Regions from separate parts of the Homo sapiens genome. Here region 2 is linked to region 1. A link is an interaction called in ENCODE POLR2A ChIA-PET data of the cell type or tissue named here. Cell type or tissue: HepG2. All regions are shown on one strand. Each heading gives the region's core, and the rest is flanking DNA. Links, peaks and the distances in the headings are about the cores only.

Region 1 (5,384 bases), core at 81-5,080:
CGGCCGGTTTGCTGCGCGGAGCTCAGGGCGTGGCGGGCTGGTTTGGGCCCGAATCCGGCCGGGGGCGCCTCGCCTCGAGCCCCTCGGGGTTCAGGCTGCCTGCCACCCCGAGACCCAGAAGACGTAACTTTCCCGCTTGAGGGTTTCTGTGGGGCCTTCTCTAAATACATAATGTCCTCGGGAAGTTTCGTGATGCCTTAGGACCCATTCCTGGCCTGTTTGGGCGCAGCTTAATGTCGCTTCTTTTACTTTTTTATTAGTCGTCTGTGAAAGAACAGCTGGATCTTGTGAAGTGCTGGAAATTTTCTCTTTAGTGTAAGTGGTCCACGGCTGAAGCAGTCGGACCACCTTTGAAAATAACGTGTAATTGTTATTTCTCATTTTGCCACATCCTGTGGAGACAAAAGATTAGTGTTGTGTCTTTTCATTTTTTATTTTTCTTCTTGGGGAAAATAATATTGACAATGGAGTTGAGTATAAGGTAAGACATGGATCTAGGTGGATGTTGCTAGAGGGTTGTGATTTCATCGAGGTCTTGGAACAGAGTTCAGGTGAAGTCATTCTTGCCATCTGATTATGAGTAGGTTATGTTCAAGGCCGTCCTAATCCTTAAACCACATTTACACTCCAGGGGCTGTAATCAGTTTCATATTTTAGCTATACCTTCTGATACACATATTTTTTTTTTTTTTTTTTTTTTTTTTTTGTGACGGAGTCTCGCTCTGTTGCCGAGGCTGGAGTGCAGTGGCGAGATCTCAGCTCAGTGCAATCTCCGCCTCCCGGGTTCAAGCGATTCTCCTGCCTCAGCCTCCTGAGTAGCAGGGATTTCAGGTGTGTGTCACCACACCCGGCTAATTTTTGTACTTTAGTAGAGACGGGGTTTCACCATGTTGGCCAGGCTGGTCTCAAACTCCTGACCTCAAGTGATCCACCCGCCTCGGCCTCCCAAAGTGCTGGGATTACAGGCGTGAGCCACCGCGGTTGGCTGATACATATCTTTCAAATAACTTGTTATTCATGTAAAATTTTATAAATGGAAGTATCCTTATACAAAGTAGAATGAAAGCTTTCCTCAGGTAACTTTTAAAATTACAAACCTGCACATTCTGCACATGTATCCCAGAACTTAAAGTATAATAAATAAATAAATAAGATTACAAAGTCCTACTTTTTTAGCTACTTCAGGATTTTAAAGCTTACTATGTAATATATTCTGAATTTTTTTTGTATTTTTAAAGTTTGACAATACATTTTTCCAGTATTCCTCACTTAATGTACTCTATGTCTACTGTAGTCAGAGGGGTTTGCACATACCAAGGAATAGAATAATGAAACACTATGGGTAAGCAAACCAGTATGATTTGTGTGTGTGTATAAAAGGGATGAATAAAATTATTTACCTGATCATCTGTTATTGCATGTACATATTTGAGGGTTAAAAAGTTAATATAATAAAAATTGCCTTAATAGGAATTTTATAATCTTGTGATCTTTCTTTTTCATTTCTCTTTTTTTTCCTTGACATGTTGGTTCTCATGTAAGTTCAGGCATATGAAATTGGCATTTTTGAAGTCACGAATGGTTGGTTGTCATTTCTTGTAGTTCAACCCAATACATGAAATTGGGTTGAAATTGGTTAGCACTTTATGTAAATTTATTGCATGGGTGACAAGTTAGGGTGGTTAAAATTTTCTGGAACGTTAACTGGAGTATATAAATGAGATTCGTTCCCCGTCCCCCGTCCCCGCACCACTGCTTTTTTTTTTTTGAGACAGGGTCTTGTTCTGTCACCTGCTGGAGTGCAGTGGTGTGATCACGGTTCACTGCAGCCTTGACTTGCCTGGCTCAATCGATCCTCCCACCTCAGCCTCCTGAGTAGCTGGGACTACAGGGACGAATCACCATGCCTGGCTAGGGTTTTTTATAGAGACAAGGTGTTGCTGTGTTGCCTAGGCTGTTCTTGAACTCTTGAGCTCAGTGGATCTTCCTGCCCTCAATGGATCTTCGCAAAATGCTGGTATCATAGGCATAAGCCACCATACCCTGCTCTACTTTTAAAATTTTTTTTGTAGATGGGATTTCCCTATGTTGCCCAAGCTAGTCTGGAACTCATGGGCTCACGCCATCCTCCAGCCTTGGCCTCTCAGGGTGCTGGGATTACAGGCATGAGCCATGGCACCCAGCTGAGAGTCCCTTTTTAGAATAAGGTCTGTTAAGTGGGATTTATCAGTCTCTCTACTTCACTCCCCAGAAACAAATGTATTTAGGCCTAATCTTTTTTAAACTTTTTCCTCAATGTGTAGTGGTGGATTATCAACTGCTCACTGCAAAATTTTGGCACTGTATTACCTCTTTCGTGAAAGGACTGCATTTAGTGAGAAAGTTGTCTTATTTGTCTGGCTAGATATACATTATTGGCCTATGTGATATGCTATGGAAAAGAACCTTAAACACTTATCTTTCTGGATAAGGTGGGAATAAATGACTCCACTAAAATAGAAGCCTATACTTTTTAAAGTGAGTTAGTACAGAAACATTTGTCATGGGTGTGACCTTAAAGGGTTGTTTTTACCAAGTTTGTTCTGTTTCTTTATAGAGCTGGAGCTAGTGGAAGTGAAATAGCACTCATGTTGGGGAATTATTGCACAACAAAGGATATCTTTAAGCTGAATTAGTGGATTACTTTCTAGTGTATTTCATGGCGTTGGAGTCTAAAGGGTATATGATAGTAATCAGCAGATCAGGATTATGAAACTGGGGCTGCCACTTGTGTGGCCTTGTGTGTGATCCTTGAATGCTCTAGGCCTTCATTTCAAAAGTGAGGGGGTTGGAATAGAAACCTCTCAAACCCTATCTAGTGTTAAATGTATAAGACTGCGATTCTGTAGCTAGGCCCGGTGAGGTAGAGGTAGCAGAGTGTATCAAGAACTGGAAGGGATTAAAGAGACCTATTTTGTAAATTGCTGTCCCTCCTATGCATACCCTAGCCTTGCCATTCGTTTTGGTGAATTTCATTTGTAGATAAAGAAATGCAGATTAGTTATAATCACACTCTGTTTGTTGTAAATTTGGTCTCATCTAAGTGCCATGGTGGTAGTTACTCCTTCCATCTCTACCTCTGCATGGAAAGCATTTTGCTCCTTTAACTTTGAAATATGAAGGTGTAAATATACAATATTGTAAGAATGGTGCTTCTACCAGGTGCGGTGGCTCATCCTGTAATCCTAGCTACTCAGGAGGCTGAGGCAGGAGGATCACTTGAGGCCAGGAGATCGAGACCAGCTTGGGCAACATAGCAAGACCATGCCTCTAAAAAACTGAAAAATAAAAAAATTAGCCGGCCATGGTGATGCACACCTGTCGTGCCAGTTACTTGGGGGGCTAAGGTGGGAGGATTAGTGAGCTGTGATTGTGCCACTGCATTCCAGCCTGGGTGACAAAGTGAGACCCTGTCTCTTTAAAAAAAAAAAAAAAAAAGGGTCCTTCTTAATCATTTTGAGATTGCCCATTCCTTTCAAAATGTAATAGAGAAATGGACTCTCTGCCCCTTTCAAAGTCTAATAAATAGAGAAATGGACTCTCTGCCTAGAAAAATGCACACATGGAATTTAGAATACATTTTGGGCTACCAGGGTACCCCTGGCTAAGATCTGATGTGTACCCAGAGCCTGTATTAAAATTTGTTGCTTCACACCATGCCACCAATTCCCTGCCTCTCCTGACAAAGTACCATTAATGACAATGGCTGTTGTAAGGATTAGCAATCATGAGAGAAAAACCTCTGGCTTTTTGTCTGCACATTGCCATATGTTCAATAAATAATACCCAATATCATTATTATTACTTGTATTATTATTATTATTATTATTACAACTACTCTACAAGGTTATATTAACTTATGTTTTTGTAATAATATTTTCTGTGGTGACCACGTGTAGATATGTATCTTTTCTATTCTTAGATTATGGGTAACTGTTGGGAGAGAAGAAAATTTTTGTAAGTTTTATTTTAGAGTCTTATTAGTGCTGTCACCTAACTTATGTTTGAAGTAAGTAAATATAGTTAAGATGTGAAATAGAGAAATCTTGAATTTGACTCTCCTGTTTTACTTTGATTCTGTGGTGCTCGTTTTATGGTAAACACAAGAAAACAAAACCAAGTAAGGCAGAGTTAATCCTTCAAATATAATTAATGACACTGGGTTTGGAAACTACCAGGAGGTCATTATGTTTTGCAGAATACTCTGTGGACAAAACATATCTCTAGCAGCAGTAATCACAACCTTATGAATATTAGAATCTAATTAGAAATTAGAATATTAGGAATATTCATCAGATTTTTCTATAATTTAGACATCTGATGACTGTTTCTTTGATTTTATTAATACAAGCAGGTCAACAGGACAGACTTATACTTTAGAAGTTAACAAGTGAAGTTGAGTGATTTTAAAATTTAGGGCTTTAACATTAGCTTTTATTTTTGAAGAGCTTCTAATAACTGACACTTCTGCTTCATAGTTAGTAAAATAATTCTGGAAGATGAAAAACCTTAGAGTATCCTTCTAATCTGGTGTCTTTTGCTTTTATCCTTCCTTTCTAGTTTCCTACCATTTCCTAGGTTTAGTCCTTTGTTCTCTCCTGCCATAACCGTGGCAGTTTTCTTCTGTTGATTTTTCTTCCATTTTTTGTTGGCATTAACTTTTCAAAACAAAGAGCAGTTCTTGTCATAACTTTGTTTAAAAGCCTTCAATAGCTTCCAGTTGCCTACTTGGTTTTGTAAACCCTACCTGGTGTTTGCCTGAGTATACCTACTCTGTCCTGTGATCTTTTTTTTTTTTACCTCTCTTTTTACTGTATCTTTTCTTCCCACTTAGGTGGTAGCCATACTGCCTGTTATAGAATGCTAGGCTTTGATATCTTTCTGTTTGTGCTTGAATTTAAAGTGGATTACACATCAGATTTTTTTAAGTTACTTTACTTTGTTGCATTCCAAGAAACTTTATTTTTTCTCTTTTCATCCATGTCAATTAAAGCATGACATGTTGCTAATATCAGTGTCTCAGGACATACCGGAACAGTTAAAAACAACAACAAAAACCCCCACCTTTTGTACTTGGGGGATTGGGTAGGAGAGCATGGGGAATATATTTAATAGTAAACTACTTTGCTCTTGGCAGTTTTTAAATTGCCTTTCTAGTAATTTAATTCTTCTGTGTATACCTGCTCTGAGGCAGTATTTCTAGGAGCAGGCCTCCATCAGTTATTTTTATCTGCATTTAATAATTTGTGACTGGATATAATAATCATGAACACACTTATCATATGATTAGAAAGAAAAATTCTAATTCCTAACCTGTCTTTTTAATATCTCTTTCAGCCTGCTCT
Region 2 (5,384 bases), core at 194-5,193, 270 kb after region 1:
TCTTTTGAATAAACATAGAAATTGACCCTTCCCAGTCTTGAAACATAAGAAAGTTACATTTGTCTTATCTGAGCTCCTTTCTCAGGAAACCAACCATCAGTCCTCTGAGATAGTATCACAGAGCTGAAACTTACCAGATTACTGCATCTGGGCAATAAAACACCAGACCCCTCACCCATCATGATAACTACTGACCCCCTGCTTCCTGTTGACCAATTCCTCATCCTTACCTCTCTCTAATTCCTGTTTCCCATGCATGGTTACATTTCTTCCCTGCTATATAAACCCCTAATTTTAGTCAGTCAGAGAGATGGATTTGAGACTGATCTCCCATCTCCTCACCTGCAGCACCTGAATAAAGCCTTCTTCCCTGGCAGTACTGATTATCTCAGTGATTGGCTTTCTGTGTGGTGAACAGCAGCAGGATCAAGACCGAACCACTGGTGTTTTGGTAACATTACCTCTCAGTGTCACCTAAACACATACACACTCATTCATTCTTCTGTTTTTAAGTGGAAAAAAAAGAGTGTGTGTGTGTGTGTGCGCACACGCACAATATAAACTCTTTGAGAGCAAAGACTAACTTAATAAACACAAATACTAGGTAAATGCTAACCAGCTTACCCCCAATGCAGAGAGCTTACAAAGCAGTCTTTGAGCATGATGATAAAGTAAAACATGTTTCTGGAACTGCACACAGAGGTTTGCAGAGATTTCCTCTTGTCAAAGGTAAGTACAAAAAAATCCACAAGGGTTTGGCTGGCTCCAATGGAGCAAGAGAGGTCACTCTGGGCCCTGAGTTATCACCTTAAGGGGCCGGAGCAGCTGGCAGTTGGAACACTGAGCTGGACATTGGTTTGGAGAAATTAGAGCTAGCTTTTTCTGCTTTTGACAACAGCCTTGACCACACAAAGGGCTACATTTAGGTTGGCATTTGCCTAGGATGTAACGCCCATTTGGCCGTTTGGAGTCGATTTTCCACCCCTCTTTTCCTACTGGCACACAGCTGTGACCCTTGGGTCTTGGAAACACCTGTGGAGATTTAGCCTTGGTAACAACAGAGTTCTTCCCAGGTCATCAGAACCCATCTGCCTCCTAGACTAGAGATCACTTACTTACGGACATTTCTAAATAAAGGATGACAAAGTAACTGGATCAACTACATGTTTAATCATTGCTATTTAAATGTGATCATTTCTCAATTTCAAATTTAAAAAGTGTAAACTTAAGGAAAGAGAAATAATGCCAGGGACTAAATAGTATTAAATCTCCCTCCATGTGAGTGCCCCAGATGTCCTATTCTATAAAATTCTCCCCCTTCCCTTTTTGCCTTCAGCTCAGCAGACACCCTTTGCTGGGAACTCAGATGCCACAAAGATGCATTCACTTTCCACCCCCAAGTAGTGTTTCCAAGCATGCAATGTGAACGATGCTGGAAGGCTTCCATTCCTCCTGCCCCTTTGTCTTGTCATGTACAGGCGATATCCCCAAACCAAAGAAAAAATTCTGCCAAGAGAACCAAGCATGACCTAGCCCTGAATGCTGTCAGTGCTGCTCGGAATAACACCTGGGTCAGAATGACAGGGTCTCACTCTTGCCCAGGCTGGAGTGCAGTGGCACAATCATAGCTCTCTGCAGCTTCAAACTCCTGGACTCCATGCAATGGAGCCCACGTAATCCTCCTGCCTCAGCCTCCTAAGTAGCTGGGACTATAGCTGTGCAGCACTATGCTCAGCTAATTTTTATTTTTTTATAGAAACAGGTCTCACTATATTGCCTAGGCTTCTCTCAACCCCTGGGTTCAAGCGATCCTCCATCCTCAGCCTCCCAAAGTGCTAGGATTACAGGCACGAGCCACTGTGACCAGCGAGGATACATTTTCATTGGCCACTTACTGTCGGATTCCCAATTCCATAAGGAAAGAGGGAAAGGGATGGCCCTTTCCACCCAAGTGCTGTGTAAACTACATCAGGAGCTCATTTGTGCTTGATGCTCCTCCTTCAGTGATCACATCTTAATGTTCTACCTTCAACTCAAAGAAACTACAATGTTCAAGCAGGAAGCCACCCCAGCAATGATCCTGCCTACCTGCCCTCAGTCTAAGGTGCAGAAACATTTGTCTAAAATGGGCAAATATCACTAGAAAGTCATTTATCTTCCTTTTAGAAGTGAAGCCAGGGTCTACCTTATCTGAAAGACAAAGGCTCTAGAACAGCAATCCCCAGCCTTTTTGGCACTGGGGACCAGTTTTGTGGAAGACAATTTTTCCATGAACCAGGGGTTGAGGGGGATGGTTTCAGGATGATTCAAGTGCATTACATTTATTGTGCAATTTATTATTATTACATTGTAATATATAAGAAATAATTATACAACTCACCATAATGTAGAATCAGTGGAAGCCCTGAGCTTGTTTTCCTGCAACTAGATAGTCCCATCTAAGGGTGATGAGAGATAGTGACAGATCATCAGGCATTAGATTCTCATAAGGAGCATGCAACCTAGCTCCCTCAAATGCGCAGTTCACAATAGGGTTCATGCTCCTATGGAATCTAATGCTACTGCTGATCCGACAGGAGGCGGAACTCAGGGGGAAATGCAAGCAATGGGGAGCAACTGCAAATACAGATGAAGTTTCACTCGTTCACCTGCCGCTCACCTCCTGCTGTGCAGGTTCCAAACAGGCCACAAACCAGTACTGATCCATGGCCCAGGGGTTGGGGACCCTGCTCTAGAATCTTGCTAGAAACCCTGCATCTGTGAATGGCAGGTGTATGTTGATTTAGCCAAGAGGCTGTTCCCTGGAGGAATTCTGTTCAGTATAATGCAGGTAACTAGCCTGAGTAAGAAGAATCAACAAGCTTTTGTCCAAAATGAAATTAGTGAGCAGAGTAGAAGCTGGAAGATGTGTGGGGGATATTAAAACCCCTGCTCCCTTCTCGTCCATTGCTTCTGCAGCTCTCCTCTCACATTTTAGGTTGAGGGTACCCTGAGTTGACCTGAGCTGCATGACCATCTCCCAGCATTGGTTTGCTTGTAGCAGCCTGTGTATAAAATTAAAAACACCTGGGTGGCCAGGCACAGTGGCTCATGCCTGTAATCCCAGTACTTTGGGAAGCTGAGGTAGGTGGATCAACAGAGGTCAGGAGTTCGAGACCAGCCTGGCCAATATGGTGAAACCCCATCTCTACTAAAAATGCAAAATTAGCCTGGCATGGTGGCGCACGCCTGTAATCCCAGCTACTTGGGTGGCTGAGGCAGGAGAATCACTTGAACCTGAAAGGCAGAGGCTGCAGTGAGCAGAGATTGTGCCACTGCAATCCAGCCTGGGCAACAGAGAGAGACTCCGTCACAAACAAACAAACAAACAAAACAAAAAAACACCTGGGTTTAGAGCTGCTTGTAGGCAACTAAGGGGACTAACTTGCTCCACTAACTTTTACTAAATTCTCAAATGTCATGGTAAATAAAAATGACATATATTTGTGAGAAGAGAAGGTGCAGGTAATGAAGCCAGTGAAGCCACAATTTAAGAAATAGTGACAACTCCTTTCCACATGCAAGTCTCCTCTGCATCAGATGGGACTTCTTCATCAAATATGTTATTAGAAAAACAAAAACCTAAAACCAAAAGCATTGAGTACAGATTGGAAAGTCTGAAGATGAATGATTAGAAAGCCAGCCACTTTTTTTTCTTTTTTCTTTTCCTTTTTTTTTTTTGAGATGGGGGTCCCACTCTGTTGCCCTGGCTGGAGTGCAGTGGCGCTGATCACGGCTCACTGCAGCCTCGTCTGCCCAAGCTCTAGAGATTCTCCTACCTCAGCCTCCTGAGCAGCTGGGACCGCAGGCACACACCACCATGCCCCGCCAAGCCAGCCACTTTCTAAATACCTTTCTGTTGGGTGGCACTGCTAGAGGTCAGGGATCCAGTTCCACCTTTACAGAAGTTCGTTTACAGAAGCCCGAGCTACACCATTGCACAGAATATCCATGTCACAAACCTGTACATGTACCCCCTGAATCTAAAATTAGAAAAAAAAAAAAGTCCAGGTCAGGCTCAGTGGCTCACACCTGTAATCCCAGCACTTTGGGAGGCTGAGGCAGGAGGATTGCTTGAGCCCAGGAGTTCGAGACCCTCGGCAATATAGCGAGATCCTATCTCTCCTAAAAATAAAAAATTAAAAATTACCCGGCATAGTTGCATGTGCCTGTCATCCCAGCCACTTGGGGGGCTTAGGTGGGAGGATCTCTTAAGTCCAAGGGGTTGAGGCTGCAGTGAGCCGTGACTGTGCTACTGCATTCCAGCCTGGGTGACAGAATAAGATCCTATCTCAGTAATAATAAAAGTCTGTTTAGTCAAGGAGATCAGCACCAGAAACATACAGACTGGCACATGTTCTCATAGGCGTTCTGTCCACTCTCCCCGTCCCACCAGTGGAGGTGCATATGACCCAGCTAGCTTCTTGGAGGAGGCACCTGAATGGCATCTTTAGTGATCAGTCAGATGCAGCCAGTTGAGAAGGAAGAGGGAAGGTGTTCCAGGTAGTATGCAACACGAGGCCTGGAGCCTGCTATTTTCAGAAAGTTGATAGGAATTACACATGCTACAGCATGGCGCATGGGCAGGGGGCCGTGGGATGGGAGCCTGCACCAAATGGGCCCCGATGCGTGCTGTGATCTTGCACTTTAGCCTCAGGGCTATCACCAAATATTTATGCTGTAAAAAGTGTACCATGCATTTAAGAAGGGTGATGGAGTTTAGGGCAAATCAAAAATAGCAAGAGAGGCTGGGCACAGTGGCTCACGCCTGTAATCCCAGCACTTTGGGAGGCCGAGGCGGGTGGATCACTTGAGGTCAGGAGTTCAAGATCAGCCTGGCCAACATAGTAAAACCCTGTCTCTACTAAAAATACAAAAATTAGCTGGGCGTAGTGGTGTGTGCCTATAATCCCAGCTACTCAGGAGGCTGAGGCAGGAGAATATCTTGAACCCAGGAAGCAGAGACTGCAGTGAGCTGAGATCATACCACTGCACTCCAGCCTGGGCGACAGAGTGAGACTCCATCTCAAAAAAAAAAATAGCAAAGAAAGTGGGAGGGAAGGAGAAGGCAACCAGCAGGCATGGACACTACCTGCTGGGCTTGCCTCACAAACAACTGGCTCAGGGGCAGGAGACGGAAAGTCCATGGGAGAAGCTCAGAGCACTGCAGGGCGGAAGAGAGGTGAGTTCCCTGTGGAGGTGGGGCAGGAAGCTGTCATAAAGGGGTTGCATTTGTAATTGGCATGGTAGGGAATGGGGCTGTGACTGGTACAACTGGGAAGGAGGATGGCACTGGGAGAAGGGAATTGTGTGGGAAGAGAAGAGGATGAGCCAAAGAGGATGGG

The links. Peaks named below come from ENCODE experiments on the same cell type or tissue, not always from the same donor. Only the 100,000 strongest peaks of a DNase experiment are listed, where the experiment ranks them.
Region 2: POLR2A ChIA-PET joins it to region 1 with 5 read pairs; 2 of 35 experiments call an interaction of 5 or more read pairs at or near these places.

Annotation. Positions count from the first base shown.
Region 1 is chr10:29,409,981-29,415,364 of GRCh38, forward strand. It overlaps SVIL-AS1 (SVIL antisense RNA 1), which reads left to right. Exons shown (of 3, transcript NR_110927.1): 2 at 5,377-5,384. Among named protein-coding and RNA genes, the nearest start is that of SVIL-AS1, 3.1 kb to the left of the region's middle. RefSeq lists a silencer at 1-75 and an enhancer at 2,923-2,972. In HepG2, for the core only: no CTCF peak of the experiment used is centred there; DNase peaks (open chromatin) are centred at 2,721 and 4,741; H3K4me3 peaks cover 2,821 bases.
Region 2 is chr10:29,675,852-29,681,235 of GRCh38, forward strand. It overlaps a transcript of SVIL not described here. Among named protein-coding and RNA genes, the nearest start is that of SVIL, 44 kb to the left of the region's middle. In HepG2, for the core only: no CTCF peak of the experiment used is centred there; no DNase peak of the experiment used is centred there.